3 separate regions of the Homo sapiens genome follow, and all the other regions are linked to region 1. A link is a loop called in an ENCODE intact Hi-C map of the cell type or tissue named here. Cell type or tissue: chondrocyte. All regions are shown on one strand.

The links. Peaks named below come from ENCODE experiments on the same cell type or tissue, not always from the same donor. Only the 100,000 strongest peaks of a DNase experiment are listed, where the experiment ranks them.
Region 2: it touches region 1 in a loop (12-fold over the local background); 21 of 110 quality-filtered maps call a loop at or near these places.
Region 3: it touches region 1 in a loop (9-fold over the local background); 4 of 110 quality-filtered maps call a loop at or near these places.

Annotation. Positions count from the first base shown.
Region 1 is chr6:119,106,492-119,114,491 of GRCh38, reverse strand. It overlaps a transcript of FAM184A not described here. Among named protein-coding and RNA genes, the nearest start is that of FAM184A, 32 kb to the right of the region's middle. In chondrocyte, CTCF peaks have their summits at 3,337 and 3,571 (motif pointing right); no DNase peak of the experiment used is centred here.
Region 2 is chr6:118,280,579-118,288,578 of GRCh38, reverse strand. It overlaps SLC35F1 (solute carrier family 35 member F1), which reads right to left. Exons shown (of 8, transcript NM_001029858.4): 7 at 3,241-3,395. Among named protein-coding and RNA genes, the nearest start is that of PLN, 260 kb to the left of the region's middle. In chondrocyte, CTCF peaks have their summits at 2,243, 3,417, 3,650 and 4,609; no DNase peak of the experiment used is centred here.
Region 3 is chr6:117,837,487-117,845,486 of GRCh38, reverse strand. No RefSeq gene overlaps it. Among named protein-coding and RNA genes, the nearest start is that of SLC35F1, 66 kb to the left of the region's middle. In chondrocyte, CTCF peaks have their summits at 4,381 and 4,590 (motif pointing left); no DNase peak of the experiment used is centred here.

The DNA.
Region 1 (8,000 bases):
GACAAGAGAGAAGAATCTATGAAGTGGTGACATCAGAGGGCAGGAAAGTCCATTCCTTTATACAGCCATGGAAGGTTAGGAGGCTAGTGACAGAGGCTGTGTTAGTGGGGTCATCCCTGTGGATACTGAAGCACTGAAATTCATGGGAGGAATCAGGGACAATAGAGGGTTGCCAAATAAAACACTATTTGCTGTTTGTCTGAAAATCAAATTTAACTGGGCATTCTGTATTTTTATTTGCCAAATCTGACAACTTTAGGTGGAGAGAAACACTGCCCTGGAAGGTGTTCTGTGAATGAGAGATAATAGCAATATGGGATAGTGTAGGCACCCCTTATTCATGGCAGATAAGTTCCAAAACCCCCAGTGGTTGCCTGAGACCACAGATCATGCTGAACCTTATATATGCTATGCTTTTTCCTATACATACATACCTATGATAAAGTTTAATTTATAAACTAGGCACCGTAAGAGATGAACAACAATAACAATAAAATAGAAAAATTATAACAATATACTGTAATAAATGTGATTTATTTATTTATTTATTTTGAGACATAGTTTCTCTGTCACTCAGGCTGAAGTGCAGTGGCATGATCTCGGCTCACCGCAACCTCTGCCTCCCGGGTTCAAGCAGTTCTCATGCCTCAGCCTTCCAAGTATCTGGGATTACAGTCATGAGCCACCATGCTCAGCTAATTTTTGTATTTTTAGTAGAGACAGGGGGTCTCACCATGTTGGCCAGGCTGGCTCGAACTCCTGAACTCAAGTGATCCACTCACCTCGGCCTCCCAAAGTGCTGAGATTACAGGCATATAATACATGTTATGTGAATGTGGTCTCTCTCTCTCTCTCTTTCTCTCTCTCTCTCTCAATATCTTATTGTACTGTACTCACCTATTTTCAGACCACAGTTGACTTCAGGTAACTGAAACCTTGGAAAGCAAAACCACAGATAAGGGGGGACTGAGAACTATAGTTGTATGGTATGAGCTTCAAAGAAGCATGATTAGGGGTGGTGAGGTTGAAAAAAAAGGAAGAAAACTGGTTTCAGAAGCATCACTGGGAAGCAAGTCTCCACATCCAGGCACCAAGTCATAATGGGGACTTAAGAAAGCTGCATGACAACCCGTAACTCAGGACACAGCCAGGCCTCATTTAAACAGTGAAGGGGAAGGACCTTGAGAGCCAGGGAGATCTGGGGAAATTAGGAGGCAGGTTGAGCAAGCGAGAGAGTTTCCTGGCCACAGTTGTAATGTTTCAGGAACATAATGAGAGCATTTTTTTTTAAAGGGTTGAGTCAAATAATCTGATAATGGTGATCAGGAAACTTGCCCCATGAGCACAATGGCCATGCCACAGAAATGGGCTGGCAGTAGTACCCTGTCATGCTCAGTCAGTGGCTGCAGCCATACTGGGGCGGTGTGGACCCAGAGAACAGCAAGGGGACTGGCAGCCAACTACACTCCCCTCTGCCAGAGAGACAGGAAGTAAAACCTTCCCCTCCCTTCTGCAGCTCCACTTAGCATTTAGGCAAGGAAAAATGTACTGTAAGTGCCCTTTTATGGCAGTTGGTCATTTTGCTGATTTTCTTCGCAGAAGGCATCCTTTATCCCACACAAAGAAGTTTTCCAAAGATGCCTTGGATTCCACATCTATCCTTTTTCAACTTTCCTCATATTTTAACTATCTTTCTCAATTTCATTTTTATCTTTTCCACACATTTCCTTTAAAAAATAGTGTGACTATCTCAAGCTATGAGACAGGATTGCAGTCCATTTTCCAAAAGAATAAAATTCAATTTCTCTGTAGAGTGATGTCTGTCCTGTGGCCACTCTTCAGGGTATAACAGGTAATAGCCACTGACGATCTGAATTGCAAGTGTGGGGGTGGAAATCAATTAAGCTGAAAGTGAAAAGGATAAAGGAGACTGCTCTACTCTAAAACCCATTCAACTTTCAATGGCCAGAAAACTAAAAATGTTATCTCAAGAGTTTTCTAAACGGTTTAAACCTAACCCGGATGGAAGTCATGGCACGTTCAATTTGAAGTATGATCATTCAAGGCTAGGCGTGGTGGCTCTCGCCTGTAATCCCAGCACTTTGGGAGGCCCAGGCAGGCGGATCACCTGAGGTTGGGAGTTCGAGACCAGCTTGACCAACATGGAGAAACCCCGTCTCTACTAAAAATACAAAATTAGCCGGGCATGTAACGTGCCTGTAATCCCAGCTACTGAGGAGGCTGAGGCAGGAGAATTGCTTGAACCCGGGAGGCGGAGGTTGTGATGAGCCGAGATTGCGCCATTGCACTCCAGCCTGGGCAACAAGAGTGAAACTACACCTGAAAAAAAAAAAGAAAGAAAGAAAAGAAAAAAGAAATATGATCATTCCCACACTCTATGTATAATAATAACACATTTCATGGACATAGGAGGTCCCCACCTGCTTTCTTTCCAGAATAAGTACAATCAGGGATTACATAGTTTTTAATAGAATAATATGCAGTACATGGCCTTGTTACTTTGCTATGTTTTAAAACTACCAGAAGACCATGAAAACAATTTTTCAATTTCTCTAGGGCCACTAAACAGTCTCTTTTCTGTTTCTTTAATGAAAACTGTTTCTTTAATGAAAATATTCAGTCTATATGCCAGGAAATGGATTTTATAGAGAAACATGAGTTGCCCAAATTACCCTAACTTGCCTCCTTCCCTGCAGCTGAATCTACTACATGCATTTTTCGTAGTACATTAAACTGCTGCATTCTCGACACCGCCAAAATAATTTGCATTGTGACTAGAACATGACAATCTGTTCATCAACAGACAAGACACCTCTTTCAGGAATGGGGAAACCCAACAGACTTAGTGTCAACTTATTATTACATGGTAACATAAACTGGAATACGCCGGGTTTCTGTGGTCTACGGAATCAGCTTCCTCACTTCCCTGGAAATTCAACATTTTAAAAAATTATCTTTTGCCATTTTAGCCATTTTTGAATGTACAGTTCTGGGCACTGAGAACATTCACATTTTTGTGCAACCATCACCACCATCCACGTCCAGCCGTTTTTCATCTTCCCCAACTGAAACTCTGTATCCATTAAACTCTGACTCTCCGTTCCCTCTTCCTCCCTAGCCCCTGTCAATCACCATTCTACTTGCTGTTTCTGGGAATTTAAGTGCTCTGAGAATCTCATATAAGTGAAATAATATATTAGTTATCTTTTTGTAATTGGCTTATTGCAGTTAAGTCTTCAAGGCTCATCTATGTGATAACGTGTCAAAACTTCCTTTTTGAGGCTGAATAATATTATATTGTTTGTATATAACATATTTTGTTTATCCATTCACCATCAAGGGACACTTGGGTTGCTTCCATGCTTTGACTTTTATAAATAATGTTGCTATGAATGGGGATGTACAAATAGAAACTTCAATTTTAAGTAAGCATAAGGCTGCAGCAATGACGAGGATACTCATCGCAACCTTCCTTTTCATTTGCTGGGCCACACTTCAGTTACAGGTGGTGACCAGAGTGAATATCAAGTTTAAACTGCAGGTGGCAGCAAATATTCATGAACTAGACCCAATGTCTGGCAAAACCATAGCTGTTTTTTACTGCGTTAAATTTTGCCTCTTTAGAATGGAATTCACATTTTTCCCCAGGTCGCCTATGTTCAACATAAGAAATGCTGGAAGCATTTGTGTGGGTTTAACTAACAAGGAGTACTTTAATTGTGAAATATAAAAGAATGGTGGATCAGTATCTGAGTGCTTGAAATTCTGCTCACAGCTTTCACAGTCTTGCCTGAAATGTCTCAGCCAACCACACATTCATAATCTTGCCACATCTTCAAGCTCTGAAAATAGGTCTTCATCATTCATGAGGAACGGCCTCTGGCTTGTCCATGGGATAGACCCTGCTAGTTGTCTATCCAATATCCTTTTCACTTTTTTGCCTACAAATAAAAACCCCAATTTTGATTAGGCCACCGTGTACCCAACTAAAAAAAAAATCTCCATTGCCTCACCTCTCTTGCAGCCGAGATGAGGGTATGCCACAGTTCTTTCCTGGAGATAGAAGCTCAAGTCTGCTGGAAATCAAAAGTTTTGCTTTCCTGATACAGGCTCCTCCCGTTCTTCCTTGTGTTTGTTGTGTTTCGATTGTTGTTTTGGTTGCTTCCTACCAAAAACCTGGGTGGGAAACTAAAGGTGGGACAGCCATACTGTAACGATGAGACCACCAGGAAAATAAACGCACATGTTAAGCACTGCAGAGTAGAAAAAGGAGCCTGGGGTGATGATGGCCCAGGTGAGGTGCCCCAGGATCCCTGGGCTACCCATCTGTAGGTGGACTGCTTACTTTCAAGCAGGACTTCTCACTTCCTGTTATGCGAGAAAAATATTTCCTTATTGAGTTAAAGCACGATACTTAGACTTATGTTAGGTGAAGCAGCGCCCAACCCCCAGGTGAGATGGATAGATAGTCCCTGGGATGCATCGATGAGTTAAATGTGTGTTTAAAGATAAAGACAATAAATATACTAGCTTCTTTTTTAATTGAGAAAAGGTGCCTAAAATGCAGGGCAGAACTACATTTTTATCAGACATAGGTCTAAAAATACTAAGGCAGATATTACGCAACATTTAAAGTAATGAGTTAGTAGGCTTTTCCATAAATAAAGGAATGGCATTTAGGAGTAGAAGTAGGAGAAGAGGATAATAAATAATAAATAGCAGAGCTATTTTAAATAATAAAAGCAGAGCTGAGTTTCTAAGATGAAAGTCCTCATGAATGTGGGAGTCTCTGTTCATTAACAGCTTCAATTCGTCAGATTTTGCCACAATGTTATAATAACTCATTTGTGAAATGCCACAAGGTCAAGATAATCCTGTCCTCATCCATATCTTTTTAGTGAGAACATTTGGTGCTCTGTATACATAGCTAAAGTATTCATCCAGTGACATGAACATTTACCAACATCTGAGAGAGAGACAGAGAGACAGACAGAGAGAGAGAGAAGGATTCACAGAAAAAGTGAAATGAAAGACTTGGAGAAAATATTCTAGAATCAGAGCACCCAAAGGGATGGAACCAAACAGGAGAGTGACTGTGAGAGAGGCTGAGGTTTAAGTGCTAAAATCAGGTCTAAATCTGTGACTCTAATTTCTTCTGTGTACTTTAAACAGGTTTCTACATTTGTAAAGTAAGAGATGGGAAATGTCTCATGACACTTATAATTTAGTTGGAGAATAAAAAACTAAAGACACATTAGCATAAGAGCAAATAGTGTGGCACAGTGTGTAATTAATGGCTAAATTATATGGTTCAAGGACAAGTGCTACAGAAATTGAGAAAACAATAAGACCAAGAATAGTTGGGAAAGGGTTTCATGGAGGAGATAGGAATAGGGATAATTTACAAAGAGAGAATATTGAAGAAATAACTTTCTAAGTAGAAAGGAAAAAAGACAAGAAAGGATGCAGATGTTTGGCTTGTTTGTGGCATGAAAGGAAGACTTGTTTTGGAAAATAGTGGGGAGTAGATTTAGGTTTGTAGTATTGAGTCAACTCATAGATGCCCTCAAAAGCTAGGAAGAAAACATTTGGAAGTTGAGTAGAAGTCACTTCTGTTTCCTGGAGCGTGGAGATTATTGGCTCAGGCATTCCCAACTCCACTCAAAGCTTTAATGGTTGGGAAACCCAGGAGCATCCCAGGTACCCAAGCTTGTACTGAGTGTCAGCTCCTGAGCCAGCAGCTCTCTTCACTCTCCATCAAACTCCATCCATCAATCCCTGGGTGACTCCTTCCAAAGAGGGAACCAACCCAACCTCCAGAGGGTACTGTCATTTTCAATCCATGAAGAGGATTGCAGGCACTCCCTGCAATTTGAAGAGAAGATTATGATTTGAAAAGGTAGACAGTCTTTTAAAAAGTCAAGAAAAAGTTTTTAAGAGTGACAACCCCAGTACACCATCATGGAATTTCGGCAGAGGCAAAGAAAAAAAAAATTGCCACCAGTGCTGGCCACCTTCTAGAGCTGCTGACTTGGAGGAAGCAAACTAAAGTGCAGAGGACCTCAATAGAGCCTGGATGGGGTAGAGGCTATTTAACAGCATTTCAGAAGAGAGAAGAGACTCGAGTTCTTGGTGATGGTTCCACTCTGCTCCAGACAGGTGCTCCAATCTCATTCAACAAAAATTATTCGGTGAGAGTGTCAAGGGGAATTTGCCCATCATATATCAAGGCATCAAAAGGTCTCGATGAGTGACTCATATTTACTACAAACAAGGAAGAAAATGAATGTCATGGCAACCATACAAGAACCCTACACACCACACACACACACACACACACACTAACAAGTGCTTCTCAAACTTTCAAATTTGGGAATTATGTGAAGAGCTCATTAAAACACAGATTCTAACCTCACTACCAGAATTCCTGATTCTGCTCTCTGGAGAACCCTAGTCACGCATAGAACAATACCTGATTAACCTTTTATTCCAATTCAGTTCATATTTGTAAAGAATGTTGTCACCTAATAAATATGTCTTAAATTTCTTTAGAATACTAAGAGCAGTTCTCCAAGGAACACTTGCCCAGCAACAGCATCTCCAACAATGAACTGACAATAACTCTGGCTTTGAAACTTGAGGACCAATGAACTCTGAACTCTGTTCTTTTCTTTCTTTTTTTTTTTTTTTTTTGAGACAAAGTCTCACTCTGTCACCCAGGCTGGAGTGCAGTGGCGAGATCTCGGTTCACTGCAACTTCCTCCTCCCAGGTTCAAGCAATTCTCCTGCCTCAGCCTCCCGAGTAGCTGGAATTACAGGTGCATGCCACCATGCCCAGCTAATTTATTTTGTTTTGTTTAGGTTTTTTATTAGAGACAAATTATTTTCACTACATTGGCCAGGCTGGTCTCGAACTCCTGACTTCAGGTGATCCGCCCACCTTGGCCTCCCAAAGTGCTGGGATTGCAGGCATGAGCCACTGTGCCCAGCCGAATGAACTCTGCTTCTAAGCAGTTTATGTAAGACTCTTTTTTGCTAATAAAAGCTCCTCTTACCCTTCCCTCACCAAATAAATGCACTGGTAGCTTGCCATTCCATGCACTCCAAATTATAATCTTTACTTCTATTCCTGAGTAAATCCATCATATTTAGAGATAATTTTTTCTAGTGTCTTTTTTTTCAGAATAACATTGATAATATTAGTAAACATAAGTATTTTAAAACTTAAGAATCCCATGACAACCTAAGAAAGGTGTATGAACATAAGTTTCCATGAGACAGATGATTGGCTTTGGCAGACTGAAATCATGTAGAAACTATTTTCATATGCAGCTTATACATTTAATGTTTACTACACATTAAGTGGTATTTCTCACTAACAATTCCATATTACAATTTCAGGATAATAGATTTATCCCAAATTTTGATATTCCCTTGAGAGCTGTGAAAGTAATATATGGCCTACAAAAACATTTCAGGAAATGAGTAACTTGGATAAATTAGTGCAACAAATGTTTATGGCTTTTTCTCATTTTTGGAAAAAGTTACTCCTAATTACCAATCTCTGTCTTCTTCCAGAACCTTTCCCATTCACCGTAACTTACCAGATTTTTTTCAGTGAATATCTGTATTTACAAAGAACTTTTTGTAGTGTGAAATAAACCTTACCTCCCAAACAGTTTTCATGCCTTATTACTTTACTTTGTTACAACATCTTTGTGCCACATAAGATAATTACAATTAGTCCTTTTTAGAGATGAGAAAACTGAGGCACAAAAAGATTAAGTAATTTACCGAAGCCCTTCCAGTTAATTAGTTTCAAAACTAAAGTTAGAGCCAACCAATTAAGTAGTTATACTGAGTTTACTCTGAATAATTCATATGACCTCTAGTTATAAAAGTTAAACTAATAGCCTGATGGCATAGCCAGTAGTTGGCTTACTTTTCAAAATCATAAGACTGTGAAAGCAGATGAGAAG
Region 2 (8,000 bases), 830 kb after region 1:
CTTCATCTGCATGATAAAACCCCAGTCTTCACAACCCCTTATGGTAAACCAGGCATTCCTTCCTATTGATAATAACTCTTTCAACCAACTGCTGATCAGAAAATGTTTAAATCTAACCTGTGACCTGGAAGCCTCTGCTTTGAGTTGTCTGGCCTTTCCAGATCAAATCAATGTAAATCTTACATATATTGATTGATGTATTATGTCTCCCTAAAATGTATAAAAAGCAAGCTGTTCCCCAACCTCCTTGGGCACATATTGTCACCACATCCTGAGGCTGTGTCACGGGTGCACCCTTAACCTTGCCAAAATAAATTTTCCAAATTGATTGAGACCTATCTCAGATACTTGGGCTCACAGGGGTTAACTGGGCTTTCTCTATTATTTCTTAAAAGTGCACGTGAATCTACAAGTATATTCATAGTTTAATTTTTAAAAAGGCAATAGAAATAAATTTTAACTAGAAGAAATGACTACTATGTTGGATCAATCCCTGCTTTAAGAAAATTTATCTTTCAAATAGTAACAAAATGTATGTGTATTTTGCCATACCAAAAAAAAAAAAAACCCAAATCATTGCTGTATGAAATAAAAATATCCATTACAATTCTAAATTAGTGAATACAGTAATTTAATTTTCAGATAACACAGCCTCCCTTCTGATGGCATAATGAGGGGTTACTACATGGTTTCCTCTTCAGCGAAGTTACTTATCCTCAATGAATAGTAATATACAAATGACAGGAGGAGAGGATAGATTGCCGAGAATTAGCGTATCAGCCCTCTCATTTCCTGATGTGTGTAAGTTTGAGGAACCCCAGGTTTAACCCCACATCAGTGGAAGTGTGGGAAAGGACAGACCCAGACAGGAACAGGCACTGTTCGAGTACACTGTTATCAAAGACAGTGGTTCTCAAACTCAGAGGGCATCAGACTGCCAGGGGGAACATGTTACCAACCAGACTCCCCCAGACACATCTCCAGATATTGACTCTGTGGCTTAGGGGTGTGGCCCAAAAATCTGCATTTTTATCAAGCACCCCAGTGAAACCAGATTTTCGAGAACACTGCTCTCAGGCATGCTGGGAGCTGGCCTGGGTCTGAACTGCCCAAGCAGTGACTGCAGCCCTCAGCAGAACAACAGATTTTGGTTATCTTCCCTTAAGGAAGATTAAAGGGATTCTCCTAGTTCAGGAGCTTATAAAGCAAATTACAAGATTAATTGCTAAGAACTGAGTTCACACCAAGTAATGGACTAGATGTGGATGCTTAACTGAAGAGGAGAGAAGAATATTGGTGGCCACTCTGCTGTGAGGATGAACCCATAGCCAGGTGTTCCCCAGAGCTCTGGAAAATGACTGGGTGTGTGAGGAGGGGGATTTTGAAGGAAGCTGGTCTTCCCAGCACTGGTTAGGAGCAGCACGAGAGGAATATATTGTGATCTTGCTTTTTACCCTTATGAGGACCAAGGTAGCTTGGGAAGCAGCTTGTTCCATACAGACGAAACAAACTGCAAACAATAAACATTGCCTAGTCCTAGATACTTTCTTTAAGCTCTCGGTTTTGCCACTGTATTGGGCAAAAGGCTCCATATAAAATAGGAACTTGTTGGGGGAATGGAGAGATGATAGCTAGAGGGTACAAACTTTCAGTTATAAAATGAGTAAGTTCTGGAGACCTAACATACAGCATGGTGATGATAGTTAGTGGTAACCTGTACTTGAAATTTGCGAAGGAAGTAGATCTTAAGTATTCTCACCACACACACACACAAACACACACACACACACACACACACACACAGAAAAAAGGTAACTATGTGAGGTGATGGATATAATTAGCTTGATTGTGGTGAACATTTCACAATGTATACATACATCCAAAAATCATGTTGTACATCTTAAATACTGTATATAGTACAATTTTTATTCCTCAGTTATACCTCAATAAAGCTGGAGGAAAAATAGGAACTTTATTCCTGTCTGCTGTCACAGCCACTTTCTCAACTTGTACCATCTCTCAGATCTGTTTCTGATCCTCCTAGCTACTAACTAGCTTCGTTTGTAACTTCTTTTTCACCCGTGTCTGCCCTTCTGCATCGGTTTCTTGGCTATGACTTTTGCTTCTCTCAGTAGTAATCCTGATTATTCACTTCAGCTGCTTTGCCCTGATCATATCAAGTACATGCTCTTTTTAGCTTATTGTTGCTCCAGGAACGTCTACACCCTGTTTCATCTGGATGAAGATGCTCTGCCTACCAAGGTGCCCCATCATCTGGCCACCCCCGAGTGCTGCGGATGGTGGCTGTAATACCACTGGTGAGGAACTTGGCTAGAAGTGGCCAGAGTAGTGTCTCTTTTCTTCTGCCTCTTCTTCTTTCAGCTATCCAAGTTTGGTCTTATCTGCTTGGACATTCCATATTTGGTCTGTTTCACACTGGGTCATAGTCCCTGTTGACTCTTGTCTTACAGGACTTGTTAAGGAATGGCAAGTGGTATCTTCTCATATGTCAATTCTAATTGATTGTTATTGGCAGCAGTGAGTGTGGTGTTAAGAGGAGTAGGATCTGACCTCAGTGTGCCATAATCAATTAGTCATGCCTCCCTAGGGCAAAGATGCGGGTAGAGTTTTGCATTCTGAGAGGCTGACATCTTTGGACTGGACAGTTTCTTCTTTTCTTCAGGGCTGATGCATTCACTGCAAGTGCCTCACATGATCTCTTTGCATTCCTTTACTCAAACCCCAATCTTTTAGTAAAAAAACTATTTCTAGTGCATTAGCATTTTCCATTCATATTTGCTATAAAAAAATCTGCAAAGCAGAAACTGCAGGAATTGTGTCTTTTCTCCAAAGAGAACATACTCTGCCAAGGCCTTTCGCAGAATCCATTTTGCAGCTGTAGTCTGGGAATTGTACAACTCTTCCTAGGTTCGTATTGGAAAAAGAGTAGCTTCTGGGCTGAATGCTATCAGGAAAGCTGTCCCCAGTATTCAAAAGCTCTTTCCTTTATGGCTGTTTCTTATCTTTTCCTATCAATTGTCCATAGTTACTGATCTCATAGGACAAAATGTCTCTGTCTTATAGCTGAAATGTGAATACCTAAATCATGGAGGTTAGCACACCCAGTTACATTACTATTCCCTACACAAAATCAGGGCATTTCACATCCAGGCATTCCTACCCATGTTCATTGTTTCCTACAAAGTATCATCTTCACAAAGGAGCACTCACTCAACTTACCTTGTAGTGGAAGAGAAACAATCCACAGAACAGGCTGTACAAGTCTGCTGTGAGCAAGGAGAGGTTGACTGAAGTGGCACTGGTTTTCTTTATGACGACTGGCATAAAGCTGTAGAGACCAAACATGCAGGCACTAAAGCCAACGTAGAGCAGTCCTGGGGGAAGAGTAAAGAGAAGGCAGCGTCAGGGCCTCCTCCAGGGCATCTTCAGCATCCACAGCAGGAAAGAAGGGGAAGAGTGCACACCACTTGTCACTCACACAAGGCAGTTTCTCTTTTCCCCTATTCACTGATGTTTATTATTGGATAACACAGTACAAAAATTAAACTAGATTAAAAAAAATTAAGTGTGAAAAATGAACTTTCTGCTTCTTATTGCATTGCTGACATTTTGCTTCTTCTGGGAAGGAGTGCCTCTTAGTGGCGATAGTCAGAACACAGAATCAAGGTTTTTGAATTCTCCCAATTGTGCTGTAATCAGCTTTTGCTACTCATCTATTTTGAAACTTTTTTTTACCTCTTAGTTTTTAATTTGAGTAATAGCAACAAAACTGCTTGCTATCATGTATTGCCCACAATGATGAATAACTACGTAGTCTTTAAAGTTGAAGAGCTTGCATGTCAAAGAGACCTGGACTTAGAATACTGAATTAGAATCTTGACTGTGTGGCCTTGGGTGGACGAATTCATTGCTGGGAATACATGATGATCTGTCAGTCTCCTCCAGATTTCTGAATTCTGTTCTGCTCTACCCAAAACACACAGAATCCTGCCCTTCCATCACATGTCCTGGCATACTGTGAACTCTCACATGTGGGCTTTCATGACCTTAAAATACTATGTGGCCAATCTCTCATCCTCAAATCTCTCTCTTTCTCTGTAATTATGCCTAGACATGGGTACTCTGTTTTGCAGGGTCCCAAGCAGGAGTTTACAGCTAAATCTATACTTTCCCCAAATGTTGATACAATGCAAATGTAAAAAAAAAATAATGCTCTTTTCTCCACCTTGAAAGAATAAGGCATAGGATAAGCATAAGTGCTAAAATTCAGTGTCTGCCTTGGTATTACAACATAATAAAAATAACCTTTCCAAAGGAATCCTTGATTAAATGTATCTGGTGTGGGCTGTGGGCAGATTTGCTTCCTCTGACTTAGGGATTTTGGGGAGTTTGGTAGGTACCGAATATCTGGTCTTTCTGACTATGAAGACCAGGGATTCATCCAAAGATAAATTGGGTTTACCCATATGAAAAGTGCTTAAGGGCACAAATCATCGTTCCATATGAAAGCCACATCAGATCTACAAAAAAATTATTCTGAACATAAGTAAGTAAACTCAGTACAACAGCCCCCTCTAGCGTGGTAGAAGTGCCCTCAGAGGAAGGGGGAACAACCACTTTCCTATTTCGGAAAGGTAAAAGTCCTACGTGTAGATTCTATCGCAGTAATATTAGTTTGGTTTTTAATTCTCTATCAGAAGCTTGAATTCTCTAAAAACGGACCGTTTTTCTGCATGTGGGTTTCATGCTCCCTGTAGTGCATTTTCCTTTTAACCAAACTACTAAAAATGCAATAAGTATTACATAACTTATGACTAATACATGAAAAGACATAAAAATTAATTTGGTACTCCTTAAAGAAATCTGTGATTAACAGACTAGGGACAAGATCAATCCTCAAATTAATCCACTAAAAATAATAAAACTTGATCGGAACACAATCTAGGCACCAGAGCCTTGTTTCCGTTTTTCTTTTGTTTTTTGAAGGTGTCACTGATTTAAATACCATGACTGGGTTAGAAAGTTCCAGAATAATACCCTTCCATCATTTTGCGTGGACTTTGACTTGTGGGCTCTGTTGGTATATTCACTCATTTATTCAACTATTATTCTCTGAGTACTAACCATGCCCTGAGCACTCTGCTGTGGGCTAGGAACAATGAAAAACAGGATAGACAAGAAGCTTAGAGTTGCTATTAATGCTATGCAGAAAGACAAGTGTTTCTTAAAGAGAATGTCAGGAGCTTGCTTTAGACAGGGTGGTGAGGTAGGGCTACTTTGTGGAGGTGGCATTTACCTCGAGTGCTGAAGGACCAAAAGGAGATTGCCAGGAGAGGAGCCAAGGAAACCTGCACATGAAAAGTTCCTGAAAGGGACAGGGCCTCAAGTGTCCCAGATGCTGACCAAGGCCACAATGGCTGAGCAGAATGAAGAGAACGGGCAGAGGAAGCTGGAAAATTGGGAAGGGAATGGATTATGCCAGACCTTGCAGGTCTCAGAAAGGAATGTGTATCTTATTCTAGTTGTACGAGGAAGCCATTGAGGAGTTTGCGGCAGCTGACTAAAAGAATCTGATCTACATTTTCAAAAGGTGATTTTGGCTACTCTGTGGAGAAGGGATTGGAAGGAGAAAAGCATGGGACCAGTTACAGAGACCAGTTAGAATGGCGGTGTCACAATCCCGGCAAGAGAGGCTGGTAGCTTGCTTGGTTTTGCTCGAAACGGCAGTGGAGAAGGGAAGTGGTCTGTGAAGACTCAAGAAGCCCTGGTGATAGACTGATGTAGGTGGTGAGGGAAAGGAGAGCATGGAGGATGCCCAGGGGTTCTGGCTAATTTAGAAACTAGGTGAACTGTGACGCCATATACTGAGATGGAGGGAGCTAAAAGAGGACCAGATTTTCAGGAGAAATAAAATGCTCCATTTTGAATGTGTTGTTTTCGACGCTTATGCATTATCCAAAAGGATCTGTCCAGTAGGGAGCTGGATATATAATTGGAGGACTCAGAGAAGTGGTGAGATTTTACAAGCCCAGTTGGTGAGCAAAGGAGAGTAGGGAAATAAATACATGGCACTTTGCTAACCAGGCTACCTTATGATGCTTCCAGCTAAAATATTCTCAACCTATTTTTAAATGTTGCAGAAATTAGAGGTAGGGGGACAGGAGTGGAATATATACACTATCACAATTGACAACTAGGTCAACCGATGTTTTTGCATGTGAATATACTGTTTCCCAAGCAAAGCATAGCCAGCCTAGTTAACACATGATTAAATTGAGAGTTGGAATGCAGTATCGTTGCCCTTCCTTGGCTGTTCTTAGATGGACATTAGATAGTTAATGGACATTAACAATGCCTCTGAAAGTCCAACTTGCTGTCCAGGTAGGGTTTTCAATTGATCAGCATGATCATACAAATGAACTGAATTACTTTTTGACTGACAACTACAAAATGGCTGCAGTAACTACATTTATAACAGAGTATGTGTATAAACATTTCCTCTTGGAATGTTCTCTCTCTCACTAAGGATAGAATTTGATCACTCTTGTCCTTATGCACTAAAGTGATTTAAGCTACAGAGATGGGAAATACTATTATCAGCTAATATGGATTGAGCACTCACTATGTGTCATGTACTTTATGTACAGTAATTAATCTCCACAACAGTGTAATGCTGATAACTATTGCTATCCTCTTTATACAGGTTAGGAAATAGGCTTATAGAGTCAAGAAACACAGTCCATACTGGGTTAAATAGAGGATATGTTATATGGAGTACAAGTTACAAAGGTGTTCAAATGGGTGATGGGGAAACAGGGATGGTGAGACAACCTGAAGATTAGCAATACCAGGGAGTTACTCACAACCCAAGAGCTAGGGAAATACAAGAGGGAGGCCACATTACCTGAGATCAGAAGTTAGGGAAGCCCAGCAGGGGTAGAATCACAGAGGAGACTCAGCCACATCTAGAGGAGATCTGACCCCAAACAGAGGGACACAGAGAGAAACAATGGTTTCTTTCTTTCTTTCTCCCACCTCCAATCTCCCTCTACTGCCTCCCATTGGCCAAAACTGACTGGAATCCAGTTGACAAGGGAGGCTGGGATGTGGATTTGCATAAGCAGAGCAGAGGAAAGGGTAAAAGATGGATCTGTGAGTAAACAGGCAACAGACCAGCTTACAGGGGTTAAGTAACTTGCCCTTAGGTCACATAGGCAGCCTGACTTTAAATTCTGAATACATAACACTCATCTATATTGTTTAATTATTATAAAGAGAAATAAGGCTTTGAAGGAACATCCTATTTGACTCCTATCAATACCTCAGTTAATATTTTATATATATATATATATAGAGAGAGAGAGAGAGAGAGAGAGAGAGAGTTACTATATATATATAAAGTATGTGTCTGTATATGCTACATATATTTGATTTCGTCTTTTTCTTTGGGATTTCAGTTGTGTTCTTTCTCTTTATTTTGAACATACCAGAGTTTTAAAATATTATTTGTAATTCTTAAAAACAATAGCTAGGTTAGATGACTTCTCAGAACATATGCATTAGGTTAAGTGTATAAAGGGCACTGGGCTGGCTTTGCTCAGATATGTAATGCTCGTCAAGTCACCTCAACTCCCTAGGCCTCAGATTCAACATGGGTAAAAAGAAAGGTGTATTGTTTTTTTTTTTTTGGGACAGACTCTTGCTCTGTTTCCAGGCTGGAGTGCAGTTGCGTGATCCCGACTCGCTGCAACCTCCGCCTCCTGGGTTCAAGTGATCCTCAGCCTCCTGAGTAGCTGGGACTACAGGCATGCACCACCACACCCAGGTAATTTTTGTATTTTTAGTAGAGGCACGGTTTCACCATGTTGGCCAGGCTGGTCTTGAACCCCTGGCTTCAAGTGATCCGCCCGCCTCAGCCTCCCAAAATGCTGGGATTACAGGTGTGAGCCACTGCACCTGGCCAGGAAAGGTGTATTCTT
Region 3 (8,000 bases), 1.3 Mb after region 1:
GACATAGTTTCTTAGATGATCAGCCTGCAGGGTGAGTGTTCACTAGCCCTTTTGTTCCTCTCCATGAGAACCAGCATATGTGAGCCACTTTTAGTCTGCCATCTTGGCCCTGTCCCCATGCTGTTTTCTATAATGGCTGTACTAATTAACATTCCCACCAACAGTGTACAAGAATTCACTTTTCTCCACATCATCACCAACATTTATTTATCATCTTATTGATAATAGCCATTCTGACAGGTGTGAGATGATAATTCATTTTGGTCTTAATTTGCATTTCCCTTATGATCAGTGATGTTGAGCTTTTTAAAATATGTCTGTTGGCAATTTGTATGCCTACTTTTGAGAAATGTTCATCTAGGTCCCTTGTCCATTTTTGAATTGGATTTTTTTCTTGCTATTGAGTTGTTTGAGTTTATTATATGTTTTGAATATTAACCCCTTATCAAATTTATGGCTTGCCAGTATTTTCTCCCATCACATAGGTCATCTCTTCCCATTGTTAGTTGTTTCCTTTATGGTGCAGAAGCTTTTTAGTTTAATGTAATCCCATTTCTCTATTTTTGTTTATGTCATTGGCACTTTGGGGGTCAAATAAAAAAAATTATTACCTTGGCAAATGTTCTGTGATTTCTCCAATTTGTTTTTGTCTAGTAGTTTTGTAGTTTCTGCTCTTACATTTAGTTCATTAATCCATTTTGAGTAGATATTTGTATTTGGTATGAGATAAGGATCAAATTTTATTCTGTTGCCTGTGGCTATCCAGTTTTCCCAACATCATTTATTGAAGTGACTGTCCTTTCTCCATTGCATATTCTTGGTACCTTTGTTGAAAACCATACATGTGTGGGTTCATTTCTGGACTCTCCATTCTGTTCCATTGGTCAATGTATCTTTTTTTATGCCAGCATCATGCTGTTTTAATTACAATAGCTTTGTAGTAGTTTGAAATCAGGTAGTATGATACCACCAGCTTTGTTCTTTTTGCTCATGATTGCCTTGGCTATTCAGAGTTTTTTGTGGTTTCATATTATTGTTTTTTTCCATTTTCAATTTTATTGAAATTTCGATGGGAATTGCATTAAATCTGTAGATTGATTTGGGTAATATGAACTTTTGTTTTGTTTTGTTTTTTACTTGTAGAAGAAATTTAATGCCCATGCGTGCAATGCATGTACCATGCAGACAACAGGAAATTCTGGTATAATCAACACTCACAAAATAAGTTCATATACCCATTTTAAAAATCGAGCTCAATTCGTAGAAAACCTTTAGATTCATGCTAAAATTGGGCAGGACAAACAGAGGTCCCCCATATCCTCTGCCCCCTTAGATGCATAGTTCCTTTCACTAACAACTTTCTGTCATAGAGTGGTACGTTCGCTGCAATCATTCAACCTACAATGACACATCACTCTCATGATGAGACCACATAGCTCTCCTTAGCATTCACTTGGGTGTTGTAAATTCTATGGACTGGAGCAATGGCATAGTTACATGTATCTGCTATTATTCTATCATATGGAATAGTTTCAGTTCAGTACCAATGCACTGTGTCCTATCTCTGCACTGTTTCTTCATCCTCAGTGCCTTGCAACCACTCAACTATTGATTTATTTATATTTAAAATAGACACATCTTACTGTATATAATATGAACATTTAAGCAATATTAATTTTTCCAATTCATGAACACAGGATATCTTTCCATTTATTTGTGTGTTCTATTTCTTTCTTCAACATTTTCTAGTTTTCAGTGTACTGGTCTTTCATCTCCTTGGCTAAATGTATTTATAAGTATTATTTTTTATAGCTATTATGAAATGAAATTTTTTATTTTGGGGGAAATAATTTATTCTTAGTATATAGAAACACTACTGATTTATGTGTGTTAATTTTGTATCCTGCAACTTTACTGTATTTGTTTGATAGTTCTGTTTTTTGGTGGAGTCTTTAGGGTTTATTACATATAAGATCATCTCATCAGGAAACACTGACAATTTCAATTCTTTTTTTCCTATTTAGGTGCCCTTTATTTCTCCTTCTTGCCTAATTGCTCTGACAAGGATTTCCAATACTATGTTGAATAAAAGTGTCAAGGCTGGACATCTTGTCTGGTTCCAGATCTCAGAGCAAGGGCTTTCAAATTTCACCATTGAGTATAATAATAGTTGTGAGCTTCACATATATGGCCTTTATTGTGTTGAAATACATTCCCTCTACACCTACTTTAGTGAGAGTTTTTATTGTGAAAGGATATTGAATTTGTCAAATGTTTTTTCTGCATCTAATAAGATGATCATATGTTTTTGTCTTTCATTCTGTTAATATGATGTATAACTTTTATTGATTTGCATAAATTGAACCATACTTACATCACAAGGATAAATCCCACTTGATTATGGTGAATGATCCTTTTAATGTGTTGTTAAATTTGGTTTGCTAGTATTTTGTTGAAGATTTTTACAACTATGTTCATCAAAGATATTAGCCTGTAATCTTTTCTTATAATGTCCTTGCCCAGCCTTGCTATCAGGAAAATGCTGGCCTTGTAAAAAGTTTAGAAGTATTTCTGCCTCTTCATTTTTTTGAAGAGTTTCAGAAGGATCGGTATTAGTTCTTCAAATGTTTGGTAGAATTCAGATTGGTAACCATCAGGTCTTAAGGTTTTTATTATAGGAGACTTTTTAATTACTGATTAAATCTCAATACCCATTACTGATTACTTATTAAATCTCAATACCCATTATTGGTCTTTTCAGATTGTCCATTTCTTCATGATGATTCAGTCTTGGTAGGTTGCATGGCAATGGCAAAAACCGCAATTACTTTTGCACTAACCTAAATATATGTGAAGAAATTTGTCAATTTCTTCTAGTTTATCCAATTTGTTGTATAATTGGTCATAGTAGTCTCTTGTGATCCTTTGTATTTCTGTGATATTAGTTGCAATGGCTCCTCTTTTGTTTCTGACTTTATTTATTTGAATCATCTCTTTTTCTTATTCTAGCTAAAGACTTGTGGATTTTATCATTTAAAATCACTAACTCTTAAGTTTTGTTGATCTTTTGTATGGTTTTTTTTTCTAGTCTTTATTTTATTTATTTTATTTTAATAATAAAAATCTACTCTGATTTTTATTATTTCCTTCCTTCTGCTAACTTTGGGCTTAGTTTGTTCTTTTTCTAGTTCAGTGAGGAGTAATGTTGTTTATTTTAGATGTTTTGTTTATTTTTGATGTAGGTGTTTATTGCTGTAAACTTTCCTTTGAGAACTGATTGTGTTGTATCCCATAAGTTTTGGTATATTGTGTTTTCATTTTCATTTATCTAAAGATATTTTTAAATTTTCTTTTAAATTTCTTTATTGACCCATTGGTTGTTCAGGAACATGTTTAAATTCCATGTATTTGCAAATTTTCTAAAATTCCTCCTGTTATTGATTTCTAGTTTCAATTCATTATAGTTGGAAAAGATACTTGATATTATTTCATCCACCTTAAATTTGCTAAGGCATATTTTGTGATCTAACATATGACCTATCTGTGTGTGCACTTGAGAAGAATATATATTCTGCTGTTGTTGAATGGAATGTCTTGTATTTGTCTGTTGGTTTCACTTGGCCTATAGTGTTGTTCAAGTCCAGTATTGTCTCATTGGTTTTATGTCTGAATGACCTGCCCATTGTTGAAAGTGGGATATTGAAGTTCCTTATTATTATTGTATTGCAAGCTATCTCTCCCCTCATATTCTTTAATACTTGTTTTATATATTTAGGTGCTTCTATGTTTGGTGCTATATATATATATATATATATATTCACAATTGTTATATCTCTTGATTAATTGCTTCTTTATAATTACATAAGTTCTTTGTCTCTTTTCACAGTTTTTGACTTAAAGTCTATTTTGTGTGATATTAGTGTAGCTATCCTTGCTCTCTTTTGGTTTTTATTTGTAGGGAACATCTTTTTCAATCCCTTCACTTTCAATCTATGTGTATCCTTAAAAGTAAGGTGAGTCTCTGCTAGGTTGTATATGTAAAGTTTTGGCTTTTTGATGGGGATCCCATAATTCCCATAAGATTTCTTTATTCTTTTTCATTCTTCTTTTTGTTTTTCATTTCAAATGTTCTGTCTTTGAGTTCATTGATTCTTTCTTCCACTTTATCAAGTCTAATGTTGAAACTTTCTATTGAATTTTTAAATTTAGTAATGATATTCTTTATCTCTAGGATTTCTATTTGGTTTTTTATTGTTTTCATTTTTGTCACACTTCTTAATTTGTTCATGTATTATTTTCCAGATTTTATTTAATTTACTATCCATGTATTCTTTGAAGTAACTGAAATGCTTTGAGATTAATCTGAATTCTTTATCAGTCATTTCATAGATCTCCATTTCTTTTTCCTTCTTTTTTTGAGTAGCAAATACTGTAATTTTATTCTATTTTTTAGATTTCAACTATTATTTATTTCCTTAGGGTGCATTACTGGAGCTTTATTGGTTTCTATTGGATGTATTATGATTCTCTAATTTTTTGTAATCCTTGTGTCCTTGCATTATTCTCTACATTTTTAAGGAAACAGCCCCCTCTTCTGGCCATTACTTGTGTTCTTTGACAGGGATAGATCTTTGATATTTAATCTAGCTTGTGATTCTTGAAGGGCCGGTGAGGTGATAATAAATCCAGACAAGGAGAGCTTGTTGTGAGTTCTCTAGTTGGCTGGGCTGCCGTCTTTCCTCTGATGTCAGGTGGGCTGCTGGCTTACCTCCACTGTCTGGCAAGATCACTGGCTGGATTCTGCTATTGGTCAGAGCTGCTGGCTGTGGACTGCAATGGCTTGTGGTCTCATAAATCACAGAATGCATTCCCTGGCCAAACAATTTTGCTATTTGTGGTCTGCAGTTAGGCAAGACTGAAGTTGGTCTCTGAAGTTAGGCATAGTTTCTGCTGAGGATGGGCAAGACCAGAGGTTATACTTCTTAGAAATGCATGATTGAGGATTGACTCCTTGTCAGGGTGGAGCCATGGTATGGACATTTCACTGAGTTGAGACACTGTGACCTCCTGGGTCAAGCAGGTCCAGTCCCTATGATTCTCTGAAATGGGCAGAGGCAGGCACCTTCCTGTCTGGATGGGGTCATTGAGCAGGATTTTTGGCTGAGTAGAGCTACTGCTTGACTGCCCAGGGCAATCAGATCTAGCTTCTGTTCTTTGAAATGGGCAGAGGTGGGTGTCTCGACCTGGGCAAGGTTATTTTTGTGGACTCTGACACTGGGTATGGAGACTAACCATCTAGGGACTCAGGCTAGGTTTAACCTTCCTCCATGCTTCCAAAGGTGATCAGATCAGTTTTGCAGGTGGGCTATAAGGTTTGCTGGTATCTCTGACTGAGCACCGTAACTGGCAGGAACACAGACCTACCACCAAGATTTTAGTGCTAGTCACCATGACCTCTGCCTTCTTTCTTTCTACCTGACTCCAGGCATTATAGCTAAGTCATTGGTCCCAATGTTTCCTGTGAGGTGAGACCAGAGTGAGCATCCTGAGAAGTGTGTTGGGAAGCTAGAGAAACTTGATAACTTCAACTCCCTTTTCCCCCTGTAGACACTGTGGGCTCATGGAAATCCTCTTTCTCTAGTATTGTGCCAAATTGGTGGGTGGATGTGTATGTGGTTGAAGTGAGACCACTCTTCTTACCTTTGTAATTCAGTTTTCATTCAGTACTATGGGACATGCAAGTATCTTGGGCCTGTTTCCAAGTGGAGTTTTCAAAGAGATGTTCTGTTCTTTGGATACCTGCTAGTGATATTTACATGGAGGCAGTGGGAGTGAAGGCTGAAACTTTCTATTCTGCCATCTTGCTGACATTCTGTAGTGTGCAGAAAATTCCTGATGTTCTGTTTCAAACAAATGCTTGAGTCAGAAAAAGTTGTTTTGACAGGATATTTTAAAAATTAATTATTATTTCTGTGGCTTCAAAACTGCTCCAGAAACCCTGAAAGCACCCCCAGACTGAAATCACTGAGCATATAAACAATGGTGACAATCAGCCCAAAGGCCACCCCAACATGGTTTAAGAATGAAACTCGGGTAAACAGTCATATTTCTTCTCAGTTTTGGGGAAAATAAGAAAAAAAAATTTCATTTCACCTCCAAGATCAGATTCCAACTGTTAACAGTATCTCTAGACATTAAAATTTAAAAACCATAGGCTCAAAAATGAATCATAGGTAATTGCTTTGTGCCTCTACTTACGCTTTTTTAAAAAAAATTTATACGTTATATATTTATATATTTTTTCCTATAAAGTTGACAACTTGCTTATTTAGGTCTGATATAAAGAAAATCAAACTTCATATCACTAATGCAATAGAGTGAAAAGGTAGAAAGGTGTATCCATTTTATTTCAGATGTGTTATATGATACCAAGATCTCCTATCTATGGTATAATATATGCACTAAGATGTATATGCACTAAGATGTAGTTTCTCAAGATCTTGAAAAATATTGTTAAATGCTTCATTAGAAATTGCTTTCATGTTTCGTGTGTCTGCGTAAGTCAGTGGTTCTCAGTGGGGGTAATTTTGCCCCAAAGGGGACATTTGCCAGTGTGGAGATGTTTTTTATTGTTACAACTTGAGAAGCTTTGTGCTGTTGGCATCTGGTGTACAGAGGCCAAGAATGCTATTAAACATCTCACAATGCACAGGACAGCTCCCCACAACAAAGAATTACCCCATCCAAAATGTCAATAGTGTGGAAGACTTTGGGAGGCCGAGGCGGGCGGATCATGAGGTGAGATCTAGACCATGCTGGCTAACACGGTGAAACCCCGTCTCTACTAAAAATACAAAAAATTAGCCAGGCGTGGTGGCAGGCGCCTGTAGTCCCAGCTACTGGGGAGGCTGAGGTGGGAGAATGGCATGAACCTGGGAGGCAGAGCTTGCAGTGAGCCAAGATTGTGCCACTGCACTCCAGCCTGGGCGACAGAGCGAGACTCCATCTCAAAAAAAAAAAAAAAAAAAAGGTACAATGGAGTTTAAAAATTCCTATGGTATAGTGACATCATAGCTGTAGTAACACCATGGTGCAATGCATTACTCACATAGGAGCAACAGGCGATATATACAGTCTAGGTGTATAGAAGGCTATACCACCTCGGTTTGTATAAGTTCACCCTCAAGATGTTTTCACAATGATGAAATCATCTAGCACATTTCTCAAAATATATCCCTGTCATTAATTGATGCATTACTATAATTGATCAAATCTTCTATTGTTTGTGAAAATAACTGCAGACAACAGAATCCCCTCTAGCTGGCTTATGAAGAACAAGTTTTTTTTAAAAAAAATTACGTAGTTCACAGGTATCTTGGAGTATCTAAGTATTGGGTCTGATTATCCAACCAGGAATAGAGCAGCCAAGAGAAAAATCAAAAGACACTACTGTATCCAAATGTAAAACACAACTGTGCTCCCCACCCCAATACTTGTGACACCAAGTCAGAAGCTTCACTATCACTTCAGATGGGCACCTCTGACATCATTTTTGCCAGTAGATACACTCTTTCTTGGTACAGCCACCACCTATGTTTCTCATTGCTATCTGCAAATCAAGTATAGGTGGGTCAGTCTAGTAAAAAAATAGATTGCTTGCAGTACCTTGGCTGCTAGGGAGTGGGATATCATATTTTTTAGCTTTTCAGTCTTTATAGTTCTAGAAATTAAGTTAAAGGGGATTGGAATGGGAGCTGGATGAGCCAAATTATAGTCTGCAATAGTCATGGAGCTCACATTCCAATAAATCAATTAAGATTAGGGTCAGCTGCATAGAACAAAAACTAAACTAAATTACAATATCTTGTAAACTAAAAGACGTCTGTCTCTTACATAAAAGAAGTCTGAAAATGTGAAAGATTGCAAAAATAGCACCTATTCTTCACTGCTGCCTATATCACCCCCTTTGTCATGTAAATTGAAGTTTCTCTCACTGAAGA